Linked DNA regions of Homo sapiens: region 2 is linked to region 1. Evidence: chromatin loops called from intact Hi-C (ENCODE). Cell type or tissue: GM12878. All regions are shown on one strand. Links, peaks and the distances in the headings refer to the core of each region. The heading gives the core; the rest is flanking DNA. Region 1 has its middle 41 kb from the start of LINC02290. Region 2 holds the start of LOC124903329 (a long non-coding RNA gene).

Region 1 (12,147 bases), core at 2,685-10,684:
AGGTTTCTGGCTTGAAAAGAAGTCATGATGTGAGAAGAGGAGCATATTTGGAAAAACAAGTGACAAGCTGAGTTTGGGGCAGGATGAGCTGAGTACCTGAGGCACATCCAAGTAAAGACGTCAGGCAGGCCAGCAGGGCTTGGAGCTGGGGCTCAGGGTAGAAGTCAGGACAGGATGGTGGCCTTGTGCACGTGCCCCATTTCTCCCCAGAAGCTCAGTTTGGGGAGCCATGACCTGGAAGCTGCTGGCGCCTGTCCCTGCCAAGGTCATCCTGGTTTAAACTCTTTCTCCCCGTTGGCATGTGATTTCATGCTGTTCACTTCTCCCTTTAAATGGAAATGCATAAAATGATCTCCGTCCTCCGGTGGGAATTGAGATCTTTTTCCTCTCTCAGCTCTGACACCTGCTACTGTTTCACTCATTATTAAAGGTCTGTGTGACTGGGTGGCATGCCTCAGGTGGTGCTAAACAGGGTGCAGGAGGGCCTGGAGAAATGTCAGGAGAGAGGTATCAGAAAATCACTCACAGCAGCAGAGAGCAAGTAGAGACACACTGCATGTGCTCTAATGCCTTTGCAGGGCCTCCGAGTAAAGATGCCACCCTGTCCCTGGACTATTAGACTCTGCTGCCATGATGCCTTCCCTCTTCCCAGGCCTCCTTCCTACCCTAGCTCCTCCAGTCCACCTTCTGGGTGTGTCTTATTCTTCAGGGCCACTGCCTTTCCTCAGTCCCTCCTGCAGGATGCTACCCCGATCTCGGCTGTTGAAATCCTCCCCTCTGTACTGGTTGCCTATGCTTTTGTAACAAATTACCACAAACAGAGTACTCACACAGCACAGATTGATCATCTTACATTCCAGAGTCAGAAATCTGACACGGGTCTCACTGAACTAAAATCAAGATGTTAGCAGGCTGTGTTCCCCTCTGAATTTCTAACACAGAATCTATTTTCTTGCCTTTTTCAGTTCCTAGAAGCCAGCAGCATTCCCTGGCTCCTGGCCCCCTTGTATCTCCCAAGCCAGCAACAATGGATGGAGTCCTTATATCACATCACTCTGACCTTTTCTGCTTCCTTCTCCCACTTCTAAAGACTCATGTGATTACACTGGGCAGGCCTGGAGAACACAGGCTGATCTCACTACATTATGGTCAGCTAATTGGCAATCTTAATTCCATCTACGATTTTAGTTCCACTTTGCCAGTTCGTATGTAAACACATTCCAAGAATCAGGATATGGACATCTTTGAAGGCATTCTACGCTAGGCACGTGTGGCTATTTACACTTAGATTTAAATGAAACTTTAATTCATTTAACTTACAGTGAGGCTGATACTCTGCAAGTCTCTGAGGCACATAGCAATAAATCAGACAGTTTGATCTAGAGATATATGAGCTGATAACACTTGGGTCTGCTTGTACCAGGTTCTCTTCTAGGGAAGATATTTATGTTTGAGCAAGAAGATTTTTGTTAGGGGATCTCAATTATAATATTAGCAACATTTATTGAGCATTTAAGTTCTATGCTAGCAATATGCTAAGGAGTTTTCATGCAGTTTCTCATTTAATTCTTAGAATAACCTTGTGAGGTAGATAATATTATACCCATTTTACAGATAAGAGATTTTGAGGCTTGCAGTGGTTAATTAGCTTGTCTAAGTCCACATAGTCACATAGTTTATAAGTAGCAGAGTCAGAATTCAAGGTGGGGTTGCACATGGCAGTCTGGGCTCTCTCAGTCTCCGTCCACTGTGCTGCCTCTGTCACCATGAGGAATGGCCCCATTAGGGCCAGACTAAAGGGCAAGCTACCTGACCCTACCAGGCTCCAGCCACAAGTGACACACTCAAGGGGACCTCTATCTGAAAGGCCAGTGGCCAGGAATGAGATATTGGGGTGGGAGCAGAGGCTGTGGGCGGTGTTCTATGCAGCCCCTTGTCCTGGCTTTCCTCGGGGCCTGCCATAGCCTTGGTTGCTTTTCTCCTTCAGCGCTACTCAGGCTGCAGAGGGAGGCAGGAGCCACCATCTAGTCCCGGCTTGTTTGCCAATTTATTATCTTGCAAACAAATCCTGCCTTGTGGTATTGTTGCTGTAATGGGAAAGAAGTTCATCTATTTCCAATTCTGCAATGTGGGCAGACTTCTAAGGGGTCTGTTTTCAGTTCACATATTAATGTGCCTCCTGCCACAGCTCCAAATAGCTTCTGCTCCTACATGTGGGCCATTTTACTTGAAGGGATGGGGAGGGAGGAAGGAAGGGGAGTGGAGCAATATTTTGTTTGTGTATACTTCCAAATGGGACAAGGCTAAAGGGACCAAACCTTGTCCTGTCTTGAGACAATACCCAAAGGCACCTGGACAAGATAAAAATCCAAATCCTTTATCTGTGAAAATTCTTTGCTCCAACAGAGCTGAAAAGAAACATGCATTTGTGTGTGTGTGTGTGTGCGCTCATGCATGCAGGCATGCACGGTAAAGCTGTCAAGATCTCAGGTTACCCCTCCTTCAAACAGCATGTTACTTACTGTCGTCTCCGTGATCCTCATAGCTTCCTTTTTATCTGGGGACACCACAGGTCTTAGAAGGACCAAATCAAGGAGTGGGAGATCCTTCTGTATGCTCTTGAGGCCAGCCAGGGACACAGTTTTCAACATCTTGTTTTCCCCAAACAGCTCTAGACTGAGACACTGCCAGTTAGAAATTCTACATTACAAGGGTTTTGCTGACATTTAAAACCCCAAACCGTACGATGCCATGATATTATTTCTTGTTTAACAAACTGAAAAAAAACAAAACAAAGCATCTTCTCAGCCTTGGTGGGCAGAGCCAGGCAGAGCTGAGCTGTTGGGAGGCCAGGGAGTGAAATCCTGGAGGGGACCCAGGAGTTCTGCAGCCCCCACCCCACCCCACATCTGCTGCTCTGACCATGGCTCCTCTTGTGCCAGTGCCTAATGAGTTTTATTATTATTATTATTACGGAGACAGAGTTTCACTCTTGTTGCCCAGGCTAGAGTGTAATGGCAAGAACTCTGCCTCCCAGGTTCAAGCAATTCTCCTGCCTCAGCTTTCTGAGTAACTGGGATTACAGGCACCCACCACCACTCCTGGCTAACTTTTAAATTTTTAGTAAAGACGGGGTTTCACCGTGTTGGCCAGGCTGGTCTCAAACTCCTGACCTCAGGTGATCCACCCGTCTCGGCCTCCCAGAGTGCTGGGATCACAGGCGTGAGCTACCACGCCTGGGCCTAATGAGTTTAAGAAGTTAAAGTTCCAAACTAGAGAGGAAGATGTAAATGTCCTTAATTCTCTGTCCTGAAACATCATTCATTAAAACCCTAATGTTTTAATCTTTATTTTAGATTACGTTTTTTAATTTATCTCCTCCTTCCTCATATGGGAACCTAGTGACTTTCAATTACCACTATCTGAGAAGAGATGTGTTTGTGTTCTTAGCCAGGGGCTTAGATGTGTGCTTATTATTTGCAGAGTAGTTTTTGTGCTCTCCCAGATTTTTTCTCGCTTATGTGATGCTCCTTAAAATCTACCTTTTAATCTTGACAGTCTGGGACTCATTTGCGTTCAGGCTTCTGGGTCTTCAGACCCATGCATTGCCTGCCCCACCATGTATTATTCATAGACACACCTGTTCTTAAGAAGAAATCCAACAGAGATTAATTCATTTTTTTGAATTAATTCATTTTTTAAAAATTCATTGTAAGTGGGAAATCACAACTCTCATTTGTAAACCTGGTGCCCCCATCCACTCATGAGTTATTCTGGAAACATCCTTTGAAAGCCGTCTTCCCCAGCAAGCAGAGGGCTGCCTTTCTTTGCTTCAGAGGGAACCCAAGAGCCCTGCTGGTGGGCCTTTGCCAGGGCCATATCTCTGTAATCTCTGATGCCGCTCAGTTGCATTGTTTTTGCCTGGCAGGAATGGCTCAGTGGTGAGGATAAGGCTGCATCACTGGAACGCATTTCGTGTTGATATAAGAAATTTGCAGAATTTGGAAAATGGAGCAAATTGTATCCTATGAGAACCTTGCAAGGTTTGCATTATTATCGAAATTTCACCTTTGCTATTATTGATTAGTTTTGTTCCTAAACTTTATTTTTAATGCATTTGAAGTAGTCTTCTGGTTGAGGATTATTCCTAAATTTTTAATTGTTCCTTTAATGCGTATTTGTCTTTGAGCTTCTTAGTTATACTGGGACCCAAATAACACCTCTTCTTATGCTAGATTTTTCTCCCAGAATGAACCAGCTGCTGTTTTGATTCAGAGCAATGCAGCAAATAGGCATGGCATGTGAGGCAGGGAAACCCACAAAAGCTTTTGACAGAAAACTGACATTTCTTTCTTTCTTTTAGAGATGGAGTTTCCTCTGTGTTGCTTAGGCTGGTCTCCAACTCCTGACCACAAACAATCCTCCTGCCTCAGCCTCCCTTACCTGGCTGAAGTTGACAAAGGCGTTTATCACTTTGTAACATAGTTTAAATGGTTGAAAAGAATGGCCTCTGGGGTAGGAAAAATTCTTACATATTAGTCAACTGACTTTGGACAGGCTATTTAACATCTCTAAATCTAAGTAAACTCATCTGGGGGTGGGGTGGGGAGAGAGAAAGAGTAAAAGTTTAAATGAGATACTAGATTTTAATACTGACTGCTCTCATTGTGTTAGAAGTTATTACTGTTGAGTTTGTGAACCGAGATTTAAAAGTATGACATTGAATGGGATATGGTTACATATCCGACATGTGTAGATAGATGCACAGGATGGTTTGTGTTGAAGACAGCTGTCTCCAGGACAACCACATTGCCCTCTACTTAGCAGGTCCCCTGACAAATCACCTAAGGCAGCGTTTTACTCATAGCTCAATGATTCCTGGCTGTTGCAGATGCTTTAATAAGGAGGAAGAGAGATTTTTCTCCTTTTTAATATAAGAATAGCTTTTATTAATTTTAATTACACATATAATACATTAACACATTCTTTTTACTAAAAAAAAAATTACAGATAAGGCTGAAATCCCCTTTGACCACCAGCTCCAATCCTCATCTCTGCCCCAGAGGTAACTCTTGGTATCAGTGTTATACGTCCTGTGCATTTTTCCATGCTTTAAAGACCATAGTATCTATACCCATAGAAAAAATATTGTTTAATATGCCTGGGTGTTTTACATATAAGTTATCATAGGGTGTGTCAGTCTGCAGCTTGATTTTTGTTCACTCAACAATAGGTCTTGGGGATCTTTCCATGTCAGTACACATAGTATATATATTTTAAAACACTGCTATATATATATAATATATATTATTTATGTATTTTATATATATTAGATATTATATATAATATCTAATATATATAAATATTATATATAATATATAAATAATATATAATATATAAATAATATATATAAAATATATATATGATGAATGAATTATAGTTTATTTAACCAACCCCATTTTTATGCTAATTTCAGTTATTTCTGCACCTAACATTTGATATTTTGCAAACAAAGCTGCCACAAACTTGCTGGGCACATGGGTAAAGTGTTTTTCTGGGGTAGATATGGAGAAGTGGACTCACTGGATCAGAGTATGAATATTTTGCATTTTTTAGATATTGCCAAATTTCTCTGCAAAGTGATTATACCAGCTTATGATCCTACCTAGAGAGTAAAGAATATCTTTTCTCCCATGCCCTTTTTAATTTTTTCTAATTTAGCAGGTTAAAACAAAATCTCTCTCTGATGTTTGAATTTCTATTTTCCTGATTACTGGTAAGACAGAGTATTATTGTCATGCACTTATGGGCCACTTATATTTTCTTTTCTGTGAATTACAATTTTATATCTTTAGAATATTTTTCTGTTGGATTTTTGTTTGTTTTCTTTTCAATCTGTAGAGGTTCTTTATATAATCTAGATACTTATCCTTTGTTACAAGTATTTTCTCCTTTTGTCTTTTAATTTTGCTCATGTTGTCTTCTGTCACACAAAAGTTTTTGTTTTTGATGTAGTCAAATGTATCAGTTTTTTGTGTGTGTTTTGTTTCTCGTGTCGTTTAGAAATCTTTTTCCACATCAAATCATAAAAAATCCTCCCACCTCCTACTCAAATTTTTTTCGTCTAAGACCTTAATGAGAGAAGCTTTCTAGGTAAGTCAGTCCCTACCTATGTTGCAGGTGTATCTGCAACCAGGTAGAAGGAGTGAAGGTCCCTTTCTCTGGAACCCGGCAGGACCCCTCAGGGAGGATGGAGCAGTCCCAATAGTTTCCAGCAGAGGGCAGTGTCTGAGCGGGTCTTCCTCTACTGGGACCCTGAGGGTTCCCTGCCTCACCAAAGGGAACAGGTAACTACTCTGAAATTAGCAGGTCTTGGGGAGGGGAGCATGTATCTGGTCACGGAAAAGACCAGGAGCAAAGTCTGTTTCTGCGTGTGTTCCACAGTGGTGTGGGAAACCACGGGGAAAGTGTGCTGTTGGACTCTTTTATCTGCATATGGAAAGAGAGAAGACTGGAGTGAGCCAGGATCATAGCCGGCTTTCTCCAAGGGAAGCTTCGAGGCCGGCTTCAATCTGGTCAGCACACCTGAGATAAAAGCTTAGGTTTTACAGAGAACACGTTATTTACCAGACAAACAACAGGCAAGATGGAAACATGCAATCCCCAAGCTTATTCTTTTGATTTCATCAATAATTCAAGCCCTGTCTCCTTTGGTGGAGGAGTGGGGAGAGGAGGAAGAACAAAAGAGCCCCGTGGCCAGAGGCACAGCTGACTTCAGAGGGGAAACCGAGGAAACAACAGACAGCTCTGTTCAGCACAGTTCCCTCCCCACCTCACCCCAGGCACATCCCGGGCTAGCAGCTCTGTCTTCCGTTGGTTGTTTAATACTAGCAACATGCGCTATACTGTATCATTATGAAACCAAGACTGCCTTGGCAGTGAAACTCACAGACCCATATAAATATATTAATCTGCCTAGATTTGCAAATCTGAACCAGTTTCTTGGCCCACCCATGTGCTGGGTTTTCTCTGCTTGCCCCCATGTGTCCACTTTGCACCTTTCTCTGAACTTGCTCTGTGCCCGGGAGGCTGCCTGTGGGGTGAGTCAGTGCGCTCCAGGCTCATCAGTTTCTGCTTTGGGTGGACCAATGGGAGACACCTGTGGTTGAGGTCTGGGAATTTGCCTTCCAGGATCTCTCCTGGTTGAACTGTAGTTGGCAGTGGATCCATTCTTCTGCAGATTCAAGGCAGCTTCCTGCCACACTTGGACAAACAACCACCCACTCTCTCCTCTTTTCATTTCATGCCTTGGGGTGTTGGTGGTTTCTGGATAGTTTGTGCTTCACTATCCCTCACTGGCTTCCCTTTTCCCTGCTCACAGCCTTAGAAATAGTTCCTTCATTCATTTCTCTTCAACCTTCTCTTCTGAGTGTACTGTTTGATTCCTGCCCGAACCCTGAAGAAAACAGAAACCTAAATCTGTCTTAATTCTTCATCCTGAAACAGATCAAGCATACAATTAAAATTTTACTGTAGTTTTGGATTCTCTTTTCCACACAATCTCCAAGCCCAGGGTGGCTGCTGCCCTCGCACCTTTCCAAAAGACGGCACAAGAAGTCATTGCAAACCTGCCTGAAAGACTCCTCCGGCTGCATTCCTTTTCTACAATTCTCTAGTGTTGATTTATCAAAGACCCCTTTCCTCAGGCTCACAAAAATGTCCCATTGCTATAAATACTCTTCAATCCAGTTCTAAACTTTAAAGGCAAACAACCTGGAAGATGAAAGGATCATAGGAACCAATTTGGATGCCTGGAGGTTTGACTAATTCATTAAGGGATGGTTGCAGAAAGTTACTGGATATGTAAACTGCATTTATATGCAGCTCTCCTCTTCAGGGACAGGATTGTTGTTCTGTAAGCCAAATAGTTGCAATAAGCTGGCATTCCAAGTAGATGAGGCCACTTAGTGTTCATCTCTCCACAAGGCATACATTGAGTAAGTGAACTGGGTCCCCCAAGTCCCGCTTCCCTTCTCCTACCACCTACTGGTGAAGATGTAAATGAACAAAGCCCAGAGATTGCAATAGGAGGAACAAACCCTAATTAACACATTGGATAACGCAAATAACTGAGAGCTGTTTGGACACCTACTTTAATTAACTGCTAAGTGAGTCTTACTCCCTGCAGACTGTCCTAGTTTTCATCATGTGTTCTTTCTGGGTGCATCTCTTCTACATCTGTAGCTAAGTGACTGCCTCTCTTCCTGTCCAGCTCTCACTCCATTTTCAGCCCAGCCTAGTGACTAAGAGATTCCCTGGACACCTTACCAATGTCCAATCCATATCCAAAGCCTAAGGATGTCATCCAAGTCTCTCCTTGATCTGCACTCCTCTGCTCACCTCTACCACCAGCACTTGGTCCTAGGCCCCTGGACAACTGCAACAGCTTCATAGTTGCTTATACTCCTGAATCAGCACTTCCCTCTCCATGGCACAGCCAGAGTAAGCTTTACAACATGGAAATCTGTCCCTGATACTCTCCTACTTAAAATCCTTTGAAGGCTCCTCATCACTTTTAGGATAAACACTCAAAGCTTTACAAACCTGTGGCCTAGTCCTGCCCACCACTTCTGTGCCCATCTGATGCCACCTCCCTCTGTCATGACCTGAGTCTCTTTATGGTGCTTTTCTCTGATCCTTAAACTTGCCATGCTCTGTCTCAGCTCATGTCCTTTTTCTTTGCCTGTGATGCTCTCCTTACCACCATGAACACTTGCCTTTGCCTAGTTAACTCCTGTGCATTCTTCAGAACCCAAACTCCAACAGTCTCCTTCCTTAAAGGAGCCTTCACTGACCTGAGACTAAGCCAGGTTCCCTGTCACACAATCCCCCAACATGGCCACATGTTGTGGTGACTATATACTTAAAAAATTGAGGCTTATCTCCTCCACTAGAATGTACACTCCTTGAAGTTGGGAGTCGTGTCTTTGTGCACCTGGCGTTGTGTCTGGCATCTAGGCCTGTCTCAGCAAAGACTTGTTGAATGAATGGATGGACACTATTGTGCTCTTTCTTTTAATATCAGCGGGTGGTGAGGGCACCACCACAGACTGAAGAAACGGAGGTCCTCAGTCTGGAGAGATGTAGGTGTGGTACTGATCAGAGTGGGAGGTGGACTGTGTTGTTGTCTGACAGCTGACAATTCTCGGATTTTGTGGACTAGGAGGGTATCCACACGTTCTTGCCTCTTCTGTCTGTGTAGATACTCTCTCCCATCTGGCTCTATCTTGTGCCAGTGTTGTGTACATGCCCACCCACACCCCCAGCCTGTGACCTGGGAGAGCCCCACCAAAGCCCCCCTTCCTTGTGGCTTCATGCCCTTGTTTATTCTTGGGCTGGGAAACCTGAGTCTTCCATTCCCAGGCCTGCTTCTGATCATATACAATGCAGTACTAAAAAGCCAGTTGGTCTCCTGGAACTTCTTTCTTCCCATTAGTTGTTGGCAATGCAAATGAAGGATTAAATCACAAGCAAGACAGACTTTTTGTTCAGAAGCTTGAGTTTTAAGAACCGTCCCCAGGGAAATCAAATGGAAGGGGGAAAACCAAGTATACAAGGCCTTCCTTCCATTCCCCCAAATGTCAGCCAAGAGTGCAGCCTAAGGGATGAGTCAGAAGTAGGGGAGCCAGGGCTTGGAAAACTGATTGTCTATACCAGGGCTTTTCATACTTTAGCATGCATCAGGATCACCTGGAGGGCTTGTTAAACACAGATGGTGAGGGCCCACCCCTAGAGCTTCTGATTCAATTGGCCTGGGGTGGGGCTCAAAAATTTGTGTTTTCAAAGTAGGTAATGCCGATGCTGCTGGTCTCTGGGGCCCCATACCTTGAGAACCACAGCACTACACTGTAGTCTCTCCCCACGTGTTCTAACTCAGTGCCTCTCAAACTCCAACGTGTATTCCACTCCCCTGAAAATGTTAGCGCACAGGCTCTGATGGAGGAGGTTGGAGTGCAGCTGGAGTTTCCGCTTTATTAACCAGCTCCCTGGTGATGAGGATGCTGCTGCCGCACTGAGGTCCCTACGCTGAAAAGCAACGCAAGGTAAACAATTGTCTTCTGGAGCTCTGCTTCTCTCTGATAGACATCTTTTCCTTCCTTTATGCCTTCCTGGTATATTGGGGATATTAGGGGAGACCTTTGAGAGACATGGGTGCCAGGGAATATCACTCTAAGTCTTCCTGGGTCTCGTTGGCCTGACCAACAGGAATCCAATGTTTATGTGCCAGAGGTTTGTTTTGTCTAAGCTACGAAATGAAACTTGGCCTTCTTTAACCACCCTTTGCTGGAGAGACCCTTGCCCATGATGCTGATGGGTGTGAAGCAGAAATACAGTGGAAGAGCTACCCTGGAGGAATCATGCTGCCAAGTCAGACAACTGGAACGTGTCTCACTACCGGGAGTAGTTTCACTGAGGTTGTGAAAGGGTGGGATTCAATGGGGAAAAGGAAAGCTTGCTCCCTTTATTATAAAAAGTGTTTACCAGGCACAGTGGCTCACACCCGTCATCCCAGCACTTTGGGAGGCTGAGGTGGGTGGGTCACCTGAGGTCGGGAGTTCAAGACCAAGCCTGGCCAACATGGTGAAACCCTGTCTCTACTAAAAATACAAAAGAAATTAGCCGGGCCTGATGGCGGGCACATGTAATCCCAGCTATTAGGGAGGCTGAGGCAAGAGAATCCAGGAGGTGGAGGTTGCAGTGAGCCGAGATCGCGCCACTACACTCCAGCCCAGGCAACAAGAGCAAAACTCCATCTCAAAAAAAAAAAAAAAAAGGAAAAAGTGTTGTGTTGGCAGCATATGGTTTCTGACCATGAGCTCTGTCTGGGGTTAAGGGACATAGACTCAAAGCTTTAAATGAAATCGCATTTGTAGGTTGTTTACCACAGAGCCTAGCCCTTAGTGTGTGCTTAATGAATGACAACTGCCATCATTTTTAAATTGGGAAGTACTAATTGTAGTAGAATCAGAATCCATATCGGAGGAAAACTGGCAGCTTGATAGCCTATAGAATCAAACATGATGTTTTGGCCACTGGGATTTCCTGTGCTCCGGAGGCCTAGCTCAGCCCCTGTGCTATTTAGTACATTTTTGTTGAATGAAAAGAAGGAGCTATACAAGTCTGGGTAAATTGGTAGGTGGGGGGCATTTGATCTCATGGAAATTGTCCGAAAGGAAAAAATGAATGGAATTCTGAAAGTGAGGTCTTTCAGGCCCTGGGTAACCTTGCTCGGTTTATTTATAAAATGGATCACTCCCACTCCTTGACAGGGTTATTGTGAGAAATGTTTTGTGATGGAAAGTGCTTGGTTAATTATAAAGCATAAATCAAGTATTCATTATTTTAATAAAGTGGAGGACCTAAAACTACCTAACAGGTCATTTGAATTGTGACCACTTTAGTGATGAGGCTGGGAGTAAAATTTTCCTGCCATCAGGTGTTAGTATGTTGGATAGGCCTTTTAGGCTGGCTCTCACTTGCTAGAAAAGCCTCTGAGCTTCTTGGTATTATTTGCTAAATGGGACATAAACCTTTTCAGAAAGCCAGAGTACAGGTGGGCCAGCAGGTAAGGCCGCCTGAGAAGGACTCACCTTTGTCGACCCAACAGGGAGCCCGTGAGCCTGGCTGGCAAGGAAAGACCCTCAAATCTCCCTTCCCAGCCCCTTCTCAGTCTAATGCATCTCATTTATTGTTAATGCTGTTTCCACTGGCTCATTTGCAAACAGCCTGAATAAAACATCAGAGCAGAGCGGGAGGGGTAGTTCTGTCTTCTGCAGCTGCCTCTGCCACACTCCTGTCCTCCTTCCTTTCCTCCAGTCCCTTCTCCCCTCATTACTCTGATTAACAATCTTTACCTAATTGGCTTGTCATGAAACAGCCAAATAGGACTCCTGGGCTCTTGCAAGGATAGTGAGGAAAAATCTCGGGCAGGCCCAGCATTTGCTTTTGTTTTTTTTTTGTTGTTGTTTTTGTTTTTCTGGATGTGGGGGGAAGAAAAGCAAACACTGAGTCTTCTCATAACCTTAGAGAGGAGATCTAGGAATAAAGTGGCTGCTCTGCTCATCCCAGGGAACTGCCTTAGCCTGC
Region 2 (12,147 bases), core at 2,181-10,180, 910 kb after region 1:
GATATTTCACATAAAAAATCTGGACTTCATGCTTCTTTTGGAAAATCAGAAAATCTGACAATATCAGCCCTACATGTGAACTTCCTGCCTCAAACAGAACCAGAATCTCTACTACTCCTCTCCTATTAAACTCCTATTAAACATGCTGGCTTTAACATGCTCAGGACCATAAACCTACTTGATTTTGAGCACTCAGATTCAGATCATGAGCCCTGGGTAGCACTTGGCTGAAGTTAACTGTCAGCTCTTTAAGAAAAATGAGTTAGTAACAATTTTTTTTTTTTTTTTGAGATGGAGTCTTGCTCTGCCACCTAGGCTGGAATGCAATGGTGCGATCTCAGCTCACTGCAACCTCCACCTCCCGGCTTCAAGTGATTCTCCTGCCTCAGCCTCCCAAGTAGCTGAGATTACAGGCACCTGCCATCATGCCCAGCTAATTTTTGTATTTTTGTAGAGATGGGGTTTCACCATGTTGGCCAGGCTGGCCTTGAACTCCTGACCTCAGGTGATCCACCCACCTCGGCCTCCCAAAGTGCTGGGATTACAGGCATGAGCCGCCGCCACTGCACCTGGCCACTAAATAAATTAATAGCATAAACAGGATTTCAAGAAGGAATTTCTTTTTTTTTTTTTTTGAGACAGAGTCTCGCTCTGTCGCCCAGGCTGGAGTACAGTGGTGCAATCTCAGCTCACTGCAAGCTCCGCCTCCTGGGTTCACGCCTGAGGCTCCTGCCTCAGCCTCCCGAGTAGCTGGGACTACAGGCATCTGCCACCACGCCCAGCTAATTTTTCTGTATTTTTAGTAGAGACCCGGTTTCACCATGTTAGCCAGGCTGGTCTCGATCTCCTGACCTCATGATCCGCCCGCCTCGGCCTCCCAAAGTGCTGGGATTACAGGCATGAGCCACCGCACCTGGCTGGAATTTCTTAAAAACTAGTCTTCAAGCACTTAAGTAAGAATGACAGCCATGATTAGCACGGCTGGAAGGTTTGTCAGCACTGACAGCTGGGGACAGGTGTCCCTCGTCAGAGGCAGAGACCCTGGGTTGGAGGAGGTGGGACTTCTGTCCTGGCTTTGTCCTTACTAGTTACACAACCTTGAGCATTGCCTTCACCCTCAGGTCAGGTGCCTGGTGTTGTAAGAGCTAACAGTGCCTAAGTGTTTTACTACCTGAAAAGCAGTCTATTAAGTGTTTTGTATGCATCCTCTCTTTTCATTCCACACCATGTCCTGACGCCATGTACCAGTATTATCCCTAAAGCACAGGAAGGTTTTGTGACCTGTCCAAAGTCAGAGAGTCAGTTGGAGCTCAGATGCTTTGGGCTCCCTGCAACCTTCACACTGAGGCTTCCCCGTCCCTGGGTACAACAGATGTACTACAGCCAGGCCAGTCCTGTCCAGTGGCGACTCCTCTGTGACTGCAGACTCCACACATGCACCTAGAAGACTGTGATGCTTACACCTGCATAGGGTGGTCCGAGGCACTGAAGAAGACTGTGTAGGCCAAGTGCTTTTTGTAATATGTAAAGTGCTACAGGATGATGTTTACTATTATCATTTGAATGCTGCAATTTTCTTTTTCAAAACTGATGCTTTATCTAAAAGTCATCAATTCAGTTTGGCCCCTTCCTACTTCATTCACCTTAATTAATTCATATTTTTCTCTCTTAAAGAGAGAGTAAAGAGCTGGAACTGGCACATCAGTAGTCCTGTATCGCCCTCTGCTGACAACAGTCAGGAAAACTATAAAATTTTAACAGGTGATATTGATTCTCTAAGCCTCCTTGAACAATTTCTGGAGCACCTACTTTGTCCTGGGCATTGTACTAGCTGCTATACGGTCTAGAGAGACTAGGAATGGAGTATACAGGAGATATTATCCTAGATAAGCCTGTCCTGTGTGATTTAGATATAGGAGAAGGAAAGTAGAGAAACCTACAGACAAGGGTGACCTGTATTTCATCTCATAATATATTCCAAAGTAAAAATATTTATTCAGTACTTCCTAGATGATTACCATCAGGACATCACGGAGAGAAGGCCAAAGCCAGACAGAGTTGTCATTATCCCCCTCAAAAGGCCACAAGGAACCCCCAAACAGTGAGGTAAATGGTACTCTTTGCCCAGGCATATGCAGGTAAGTGACTAGCAACCAGCTTTCTGGCCTGGAGAAGCCCTGATTGGTAGTGTTTCCCAATTGTCATGGTGTAAATACTCCCATTATGACCAATTTCAAGCTATCAACATAATGATTCACAACATTTTTGAAAATTTAACAATCGGCCTCTCACAAGCTGTAGGAGCTGGCTCTAACACACCATTTCCTTTTTTTTTTTTTTTTTTTTTTTTAGATGGAGTTTTGCTCTTGCTGCTCAGGCTGGAGTGCAGTGGCGCGGTCTTGGCTTGCTGAAACCTCCACCTCCCGGGTTCAAGCAATTCTCCTGCCTCAGCCTCCCAAGTAGCTGAGATTACAGGTGCCCACCACCACACCCAGCTAATTTTTGTATTTTTAATAGAGATGGGGTTTCACTATATTGCCAGGCTGGTCTCGAACTCCTGACCTCAGGTGATCCACCCGCCTTGGCCTCCCAAAGTGGTGGGATTACAGGCATGAGCCACCACACCTGGCCTCACACCACTTCTTTTAACTCTAGAAAAAATATACCTTCTCATCTTCCTTCCCAATCAACTGGATTCTGGAATTCTCCAAGTTGGTGCACATCTACGGGCAGGGACAGATCAGCTTCACCCCAGAAAGATCAACCCCAAACAGGAAATGGGGAATGCTGGCTGGGTCTTCCCCTACACATCGTCAGGTGGCTCTGGTCAAAGGTCTACTTCACCTTTCCTTCTCTCCCTTCTTCCAGTCCTTCTCCTATCGAACCAACTGAAGAAAGAGGGACTGTCTAGGACATCATGACACATCCCTGAAAGAGAATCTCGTTCTGACACCACCTCCTCGTCTTCATGTCCCAGTTCCCTTCCTTAATGGATTTGGTTCACAAGCCTGCCTCATCTAGAAGCCCCCCCTCACATGCAAGAAGGAGACACCTCCGGGCTCCTGGAGGAACTCCAAGATCTTCTGATATGAAGACGCTGGCCATCTTGGACCATGTGTCTCTCACTTTGTGTAACTCACAAGGAAGAAGGCCCTGCTTTAGCCCCAGAAAAGGAGGAGGAATGTGTAGGGCCATGCAGGGCCTAAGGGAGCAGTTCCCAATTGTCTCCAACTAGAGACAGGACTCAGGCTGAGCAAAACCCAGCTGCTAGGGGCCCAGGAGGTCCAATCTCCTGAGGGTGTGCTTCCTACTCAGCCCAGAAATCATTCCAAGGCCCTCCAGATAAAACTAGAGGCACAGCTGGGCATGGTGGCTCATGCCTGCGATCCCAGCACTTTCGGAGGCTGAGGTGAGAGGATCTCTTGAGGCCAGGAGTTCAACACCAACCTGGCCAACATGGTGAAACCCTATCTCCACTAAAAACACAAAAATAAGCTGGGCATAGTGGCGCACGCCTGTAGTCCCAGCTACTCAGGAGGCTGAGGCACAAAATTTGCTTGAACCTGGGAGACAGAGGTTACAGTGAAGTGAGATCGCACCACTGCACTTCAGCCTGGGCAACAGAGCAAGACTCTGTCTCAAAAAAACAAGACAAAAAAACTAGAGGCCCGATGACCCCACTATCTAAACAGCAGCTGCCAAACCTCTGCCCCCATGAGGTCAGCAGTTCCACTTGCTTATTCTCCCACAAACTAACCTCTGACTTCCTTCTGCAGCTCCCACTTATCCTAAGATTTCAGTGACTTTAACACAAGATGAAATCTACAGTGATGGGCAGGCTTGGGGGTGCATCCTTGTGATCCCAGTACTGTGGGAGGCTGAGGTGGGTGGATTGCTTGAGCCCAGGAGTTCAAGAACAGCCTGGGCAACATAGTGAGCCCCTGTCTCTCAAAAAAAAAAAAAAATTTTTTTTTTAATTAGCTGGACATGGTGGCATGCACCTGTAGTCCAGCTACTTGGGAGGCTGAGGTGGGAGGATCGCCTGAGCCCAGGAGGGAGGAGCTGTGTTCATGCCACTGCACTCCAGCCTGGGCAACAGAGTGAAACTGTGTCTGAAAAACAAACAAACAAACAAAAACAAAAAAACTATAGCAAGAAGACTAAGTTCCTTCTGCTTTTGGTTCAGCTAGTTGGAGTTGTATGTCCTTAAGAACATTTCTAAACCTCTGGGGTTTGTCTTCTGAAGTCTAAATGGAAATAATCATCAGAGAGCACAGTTGAGAGGACTAAATTAGAATGCTGAGAAAAGAGCTTTATAAATCATAGTGTTACATAAATGTTTGTTGTTTTTCTACCTAAGAGACATCTTTACAATGTTTCCCCCTCCTTATAAAAGGAATATGTGTTCTTTACAGAAATTTTGGAAAGTAAATTTCAGTATTAAAAAAAATTAAAATCCCCTGTAATCCCAGCACTTTGGGAGGCTGAGGCGGGCAGATCACAAGGTCAGAAGATCGAGACCATCCTGGCTAACACGGTGAAACCCTGTCTCTACTAAAAATACAAAAAATTAGCCGGGCATGGTGGCGGGCACCTGTAGTCTCAGCTACTCGGGAGGCTGAGGCAGGAGAATGGCGTGAACCCGGGAGGTGGAGCTTGCAGTGAGCCAAGATCGTGCCACTGCACTCCAGCCTGGGCGACAGAGCAAGAGTCCGTCTCAAAAAAAAAAAAAAATTAAAATCAGTCCAGGCACAGTGGCTCACACCTGTAATTCCAGCATTTTGGGAGGTTGAGGCAAGAGGATCTGTAGCCCAGGAGTTTGAGACCAGCCTGGACAACATAGCAAGACCCTGTCTCTACAAAAAATAAATAAGTAAGTATGCAGCCATAAAAAAGAATGAGATCATATCCTTTGCAGGGACATGGATGGAACTGAAAATTATTATCCTTAGAAAACTAACGCAGGAACAGAAAACCAAATGCTGCATGTTCTCACTTATAAGTGGGAGCTAAATGATGAGAACACATGGACACATAGAGGGGAACAGCAGACACTGGGGCCTATTGGAGGGTACAGGGAGGAGGGTAGACAATGGAGGAGGATAAAGAAAGATAACTAATGGGTACTAGGCTTAATACCTGGGTGATGACATAATCTGTACAACAAACCCCCATAACACAAGTTTACCTGTATAACAAACTCGCACAGGTACCCCTGAAGTAAAAAAAAAAAAATCATGTCCTCTGCAGCAACATGGATAGAACTGGAGGCCATTACCATAAGCAAATTAATGCAGGAACAGAAAAGCAAATATAGTATGTTCTCACTTATTAGTGGGAGCTAATCACTGAGCACACATGGACACAAAGAAGGGAACAACTGACACCAGAGCCTGCTTAAAGGTGGAAGGAGGGAGAGGGTGAGGATCCAAAAGCTACTTAATGGGTACTATGCTTATTACCTGGGTAACAAAATAATCTGTATACCTAACCCCACAACAAACAATTTACCCATGTAACAAACCTGCACAGGTATCCACTGGACTTAAAATAAAAATTGGAAAGAAAAAATGAAAATAAAAAATAAAATTAAGTAAATAAATAAATAAACATCACCCAGAGTTAACAATCCACATTTGGTGTGTTTGCCTGGGGTATTTTTCTGTGTATATAAACATACCTTTGTTAAAAGAAAGGATGATCATACTTATGACTCAAGGGCAGTGGTTTCTCTTTTCACCAAGGGACCCCGAGTCCCTCCAGACAACCTGCAGATCCTACAGCGTTTCTCTCATCCCTGCAATGGAAAGAGAGTCTCACATTCAAAAACAGTTGAAAATAAGCCTAAGAGTAGCCTCCTGGGTTTCCAAATAAGGAGACCTTGGAAATAGAACCTGTTCTACCTGATAGAGGCCTTCAAACTTTCTGCTCTGCAAGCCATTTTGGAAAGACAATTTTCCCTTACGGATCACCTTGTCTATGTAAAACGATTTTTTAAAATTAAAATTGAGAAGATTTCCACTTAGTAAAACATATATTGCTACAACCATTATTGTTAAAATGCATATTTGTAGGCCCTTTTAAATGTGAAACTGAATTTGCTGTAGGAAATACTTTTGAAAACCTCACATTTTTCTGTGGCAGGTCCATGAATCACCAAAGGTACCCATGTAGAACGTAAATGCAAATATGTTCCTCTGGGTTCTTTCAGTATCTGACAAAATGTCATCTTTTCATCAATGTTACCAAGTTATCCTTTGCTTCTGCCCTGAAACAGGTGTTTTCTGGCTGTCAGAAATTGTCTGGGTCTCTTCTCCTCTATAACATCTGGCCCCTCCTGCCAGATTCTGCCTCAACCTTGATTTCTCCAATAACCCAGCTTAACCCAGATTAGGGGTAAAACTCCAGGGCTCTGGACCCTTGGGAGGGGGCACCCAATGCTCACATGGCTTAGAGTGCATTGTTAGGAGAATGTGTCCTAACAGTGATGTCACTTGAGTGGCACTCAACACTTAGTTCTCAAGCGAAGCTGCAGTGGCAGGATGGCCCAGCTGGGCTCAGCAAGGGTGGTTCTACCTGCTCTCCCATCCCTGTGGCAACTGCCTTGGATCAGTCAGGGATCTCCAGAGAAAGAACACCAATAGAAGATATATAGACATATATAAGAGGAGATTTATGATGGGAATTGACTCATTCAATCATGGAGGCAGAGAAGTCCCATAATCTGCCATCTGCAAGCTGGAGAATCAGGAAAGCTGGTGGTATCATTCAGCCCCACGCCAAAGGCCTGAGAACCAGGAGCTCAGATGTCTGAGGGCAGGAGAAGATGGACGTCCCAGCTCAAGGACAGAGAGTATTTGCCCTTCTTCAGCCTTTTTGTTCAGTTTTGCCCCTCAACAGATTAGATGGTACCAGGGAACATTGGTGAGGGCAGATCTTTACTCAGTCTACTGGTGCTAATGCTAATCTCTTCTGGAAACACCCTTGCAGACACACCCAGAAAGAATGTTTGACCAGCTGTCTGGGCATCTATAGGCCCAGTCAAATTGACACATAAAATTAACCCTTGTGTTTTTTGTTTGCTAGTTTGTTTGTTTTGACAGTGTCTTACTCTGTCACCCAGGCTGGAGTGCAGTGGCATGATCTTGGCTCAGTGCAGCCTCAACCTCCCAGGTCCAAGCAATTCTCCCACATCAGCAGCCTCTGGAGTAGCTGGAATCACAGGCATGTGCCACTATAACTAGCTCATTTTTAAAATTTTTGTAGAAATGGGGTCTCACTCTGATACCCAGGCTGGCCTCAACCCCCTGAGCTCAGTCAGTCCTCCTGCCTCAGACTCCCAAAGTACTGGGATTACAGGTGTTAGCCACCATGCCCAGCCTCATGTGCTTCTTTTCACTTTTCACTCTTGCCACAGCCCAGATGTGTTCTTTCACACTTAACAGCCCAGATGTGTTCTTTCTCTCAGGCTGATGCGTGCTTCTGAACAGCTGACCCTGAGGCCTTCATCCACCTCTTGACCAGGACCCCCTCATCAGGGCTTCCATCCAGGTAAGGGTGTTGGACCATTTCCAGCTCAACCCCTTTCGAAAGCATGGCCTCTTTCTCTGTGGGCTCACCTCCCAGCACCCAAGGAGTCGACACCAGGACTCCAGAACCTACTTCAAAGCAACACAAGACCCCTTCCACTCTCCCAGCCCTACCATCTCACACACACACACACACACACACAGCCTCTCCTTCCATGGGCAGAAGTCAGTGTAGAGGCAGGAGCTCCAAGCCCTGAGACCATCAGGATAATTTCATTATGTCCTTCAGCCGGGCGCGATGGCTCACACCTGTAATCCCAGCACTTTGGGAGGCTGAGGCAAGCAGGTCACCTGAGGTCAGGAGTTTGAGGCCAGCCTGGCCAACACAATGAAACCCTGTCTCTACTAAAAATACAAAAATTACCCAGGTGTGGTGGTACACGCCTGTAGTCCCACGTACTCAGGAGGCTGAGGCACGAGAATCACTTGAACCCAGGAGGAAGAGGTTACAGTGAGCCGAGATCATGCCACTGCACTCCAGCTGGGTGACAGAGTGAGATCCTGTGTCAAAAAAAAAAAAAAAAAAAAAGTCCTTCATCTGTCACCAACAGAAACCTAGGATGCCCAGCTCATCCCTCGCCACTGGTTCCATTCTCCATAAGGCTTAGATGTCACCTATTAATGAGGCATCCCCAGAAAAGCACACCCATCTGTATTTCCTATCCTGTTCCCTGCTTTATTTTTCTCTATAGCAGGTTTCTCGCTTATAGCTTTCTTATTTATTTTGCTTATTTTCCAGCCTCTCCCACTAAAATATAAGTTCCACAAAAACAGATATCTTTGTTTTGTTCCTTGCTGTGTTCCCAGACCCTGGAACACAGTGTGACAGAGAGAGGGAGAAAGAGGCTTAACTTTCCATGAAGAAAAGTTTTAGAGGCCGGGCGCGGTGGCTCACGCCTGTAATCCCAGCACTTTGGGAGGCCGAGGTGGGCGGATCACTTGAGGTCAGGAGTTCGAGACCAGCCTGGCCAACATGGTGAAACTCCGTCTCTACTAAAAATACAAAAATTAGCCGGGTATGGTGGCGGGCTTCTGTAATCCCAGCTGTTCGGGAGGCTGAGACAGGAGAATTGCTTGAACCCGGGCACCAGAGGTTGCAGTGAGCTGAGATTGTGCAATTGCATTCTAGCCTGGGTGACCAGAAACTCCAGCTAAAAAAAAAAAAAAAGGTTTTAGAAAAGCGTTTCTCCTCTCAAGTTCCCTTGAGATGTGACTCAGACAATGTTTCCCTGCCAGCTTTTTAGAGTCCTTCCTCACTCTTAATGCACCAGACTTCCAGCTCCTCTCCCAAACCCTGGGAGTGCCAGAGCCCTCTGGGGTCAGTAGGGCCCCTGTGGGAAGCAGCTGTCACATTCCTCACGGGTTCACGTCTTGCCAGGGCCAGCACAGCAGTTATTGCAAACACTTTTTCAAAGATCTGTCAGGTGAGGAGCCCCCTTGGACCATGGCACAGCCCCTACTGGTTTCCCACCCTGAACCGTCTCCTTCCTGGGTTACAGAGGGCACTTGATGCAGGCCTGCCGAAAGGGAAAGTTGCGGAACTGAGAGAAGCAACTTTCTGATTACAAAACTGAAACGAATCTAAAGCCAAAAAGTTCTGCCTACTTACAGTGGCTGGTCTCCAGGCCACAGCCAATGCTTGCAGCTCAGAGCTGCAACCCAGTCATTGCAGGTGTGGCCACGGCTTTTGCTGGGAGGGGGCCTCAGGCAGCCTCTTCTGCCCCCACTGCCAACAGAGCTGAGAAACGCAGTGGGCATCGCCAGGGCTGCTGCTGGAGCGGGAGGAGGCAGGGCCCTTGCACCACAAGGCCTGGCAGAAGCACCTGGAGGCCAGCGCTTTGCGGGACTCGCCTTAGCCAGCTGAACAGAGCAAGGATTCCGATTCACGTGGGCCTGCACGGGTTTGGGGGAGAGGGGATGAAGAATGGGATTTAAGCAGGAGATAAGCAGAGGGAAGGAAAGGGAAACAGGCAGTGCCTAGCATAGGCCACCAGACAGTTACCACCATGCTAACAGAGTTATCATTAAATGCTTTAAGGGAAAAAAATCATTTTTTCTTTTTTCTTTTTTAACCAACCATACTCTGAACTCTGAGAAGCTAGAAAATCTTTTTCTCAAGTGGCCTAGTGGTTAAGAGTCAGGGAACTATTATACAGTTAGTCACACCTGGACTCAATTTTGTGCTCTGCCTCTTCCCCTCGGAGTCACCTTGAATAAATGTCTTCACTTCCCTAAACCTCCCTTTCCTCATCTATAAAAAGATGACAGTAGTTCCTACCTCTTAGGGTAGTTGTAAGGATTAAGTAAGGTAATGTTTCTAAAGCTCTTAGCACGGTGCCTGGCACACAGTAAATGCTAAGTTCCTCTGATTGCATATGTACTCTCTCAAATGGCAGCATTGTCAACATTCCCATGGTCAGCTACTTCTTCTGTAACTCCATTTATGTTAGATTTGAATCATGCAAAGTTATTTGCACAGCGAAGTAAAAGTTACTGCCATACTGCATGTAATCCAAAGCAAAAGTAAATGCTCCATTTCAACTATAAGCAGCTTTCCGTTCCTAGCACAACTCAAATGGAAAGATGTTGAAGTGACTTTTGCTTGTTTTTTATATTCACCAGAATTTTTCAGTATGATTTATACAGTAGCTTCATGCAGTTTGAGATCTCAGCCTCTCTTTGCTTTGCTGTCACCATTTTCAAATCTTCTAATCACATCCCATTCCCATCTCACTTCCAGTGTCACCACATTTCATTCCTTTGCTGTACTTCTTTTTTTTTTGAGATGGAGTCTCACTCCATTACCCAGGCTGGAGTGCAGTGGCACGATCTTGGCTCACTGCAACCTTCGCCTCCTGGGTTCGAGAAATTCTCCTGCCTCAGCCTCCCGAGTAGCTGGGACTACAGGCACGCACCACCATGCCCAGCTAATTTTTTTTGTATTTTTAGTAGAGACGGGGTTTCACCATGTTGGCCATGATGGTCTCCATCTCTTGACCTCGTGATCTGCCCACCTTGGCCTCCCAAAGTGCTGGGATTACAGGTATGAGCCACCGCGCCTGGCCCTGCTGTACTTTCATCTCTGTAAAATGGTACCATCTCTGTACCATTTTTGTAAAATGTCTTGTGAGTTTATCACTGGAGGACAAGGAGGAAACACAACCAAGTACTTTACTGTCGGTGCCTGAACTGAACAACAGAGGTGCAATAACCAGTCACCAACAGACTTTTTAAGTAAGTGACATGGTTGGTCACTGATTGTGATGTGGGCATGTAATTTACCTAGTAATTTGTGGACTGAAGAGCTAGCAGCAAAGTTTGTACTTTATTCAATTACTCATAGTTCATATACTGTGGTAACTGTAATTGTACCATGTTATTGAAGGACTGGTGTTCTCAACTAAACCGTAGTAACTAAAATTTGTGCATATTGGAACTGTATAAGGCCAGCTCTGTGTGTAATGATGATGGGTGTTGGATGGCTTGCCATATGCCAGGCCTTGCTCTAGGTGTTTTACTCATATAATCCTTCCTACCCTTTGAGGAAGGTAGCATTACTGATCCCCATATTACAGAGGAGGAGACTTAGTCACAAAGAGATAACATGCCCAAAGGCATGTGGCTGGCAAGTGGCCTGTGTTTTTAATTACCATGCCATACTTCCATTATAGAGATGAGGATGCTGTATCAGGATCATGTGGCTCATAAGTGGTAGTGTGTGGGTGCTATCTATCACAGCTGCCTCTACCCCAGCCTACCTGGGAGGATCATCATTTCAACATAAAGTGGCTTTCAGCACTTCCCCAGCTCACAGAAAAAGAAAGATGCAGCCTCAAACACCACCTATGTTTCCCAATTTTATTTGTTAATTTTTTTAATTTTTTTTTTTTTGTAAGAATAGAGGCAGAGTCTCACTATGTTGCCCAGACTGACCTCAAACTCCTGGGCTCAAGTGATCCTCCCACCTCAGCCTCCCAAAGTTCTGGGATCACCCAGCTCACTGCATGAGCCACCATGCCTGGCCTTTATCTGTTCATTTTTGCATATGTAATACATGGGCCAAAATTCAAAAAGAACAAAGACTACACCATCTCTGTCTCAGGATATCCCACCTTCCAGCCTCATTTTCCTCCCCAGAGGCACCCAGTGATACCAGTTTCTTCTCCCTCCACTCTGGAACATCCCATGTCACCCACCCCTCTCAGATATCTATTAAAAGTTTGATCAGGGGTGCGGTGGCTCACGCCTGTAATCCCAGCACTTTGGGAGCCCAAGGTGGGAGGATCACTTGAGATCAGGAGTTTGAGACCAGCCTGGCCAACATGTAGAAACCCGGTCTCTACTAAAAATACAAAAATTAGCCAGGCATGGTGGTGGGCGCCTGTGATCCCAGCTACTCAGGAGGCTGAGGCAGGAGAATCACGTGAACCAGAGAGGCAGAGGTTGCCGTGAGCTGAGATCACGCCACTGTACTCCAGCCTGGGCGACAGAGTGAGACTGTCTTAAAAAAAAAAAATAGAAAAAGAAAAAGAAAAAGAAAAACTTATGCCCAGAATCC

The links. Hi-C counts contacts between places; a loop is a spot of excess contacts. Peaks named below come from ENCODE experiments on the same cell type or tissue, not always from the same donor. Only the 100,000 strongest peaks of a DNase experiment are listed, where the experiment ranks them.
Region 2: it touches region 1 in a loop (17-fold over the local background); 44 of 110 quality-filtered maps call a loop at or near these places.

Annotation. Positions count from the first base shown.
Region 1 is chr14:66,065,049-66,077,195 of GRCh38, reverse strand. No RefSeq gene overlaps it. Among named protein-coding and RNA genes, the nearest start is that of LINC02290, 41 kb to the left of the region's middle. In GM12878, for the core only: a CTCF peak has its summit at 6,276 (motif pointing right); a DNase peak (open chromatin) is centred at 6,331.
Region 2 is chr14:65,153,879-65,166,025 of GRCh38, reverse strand. It overlaps LOC124903329 (a long non-coding RNA gene), which reads left to right and starts at 7,469. Exons shown (of 2, transcript XR_007064206.1): 1 at 7,469-7,551. In GM12878, for the core only: no CTCF peak of the experiment used is centred there; DNase peaks (open chromatin) are centred at 6,245 and 9,132; H3K4me3 peaks cover 1,389 bases; H3K27ac peaks cover 2,655 bases.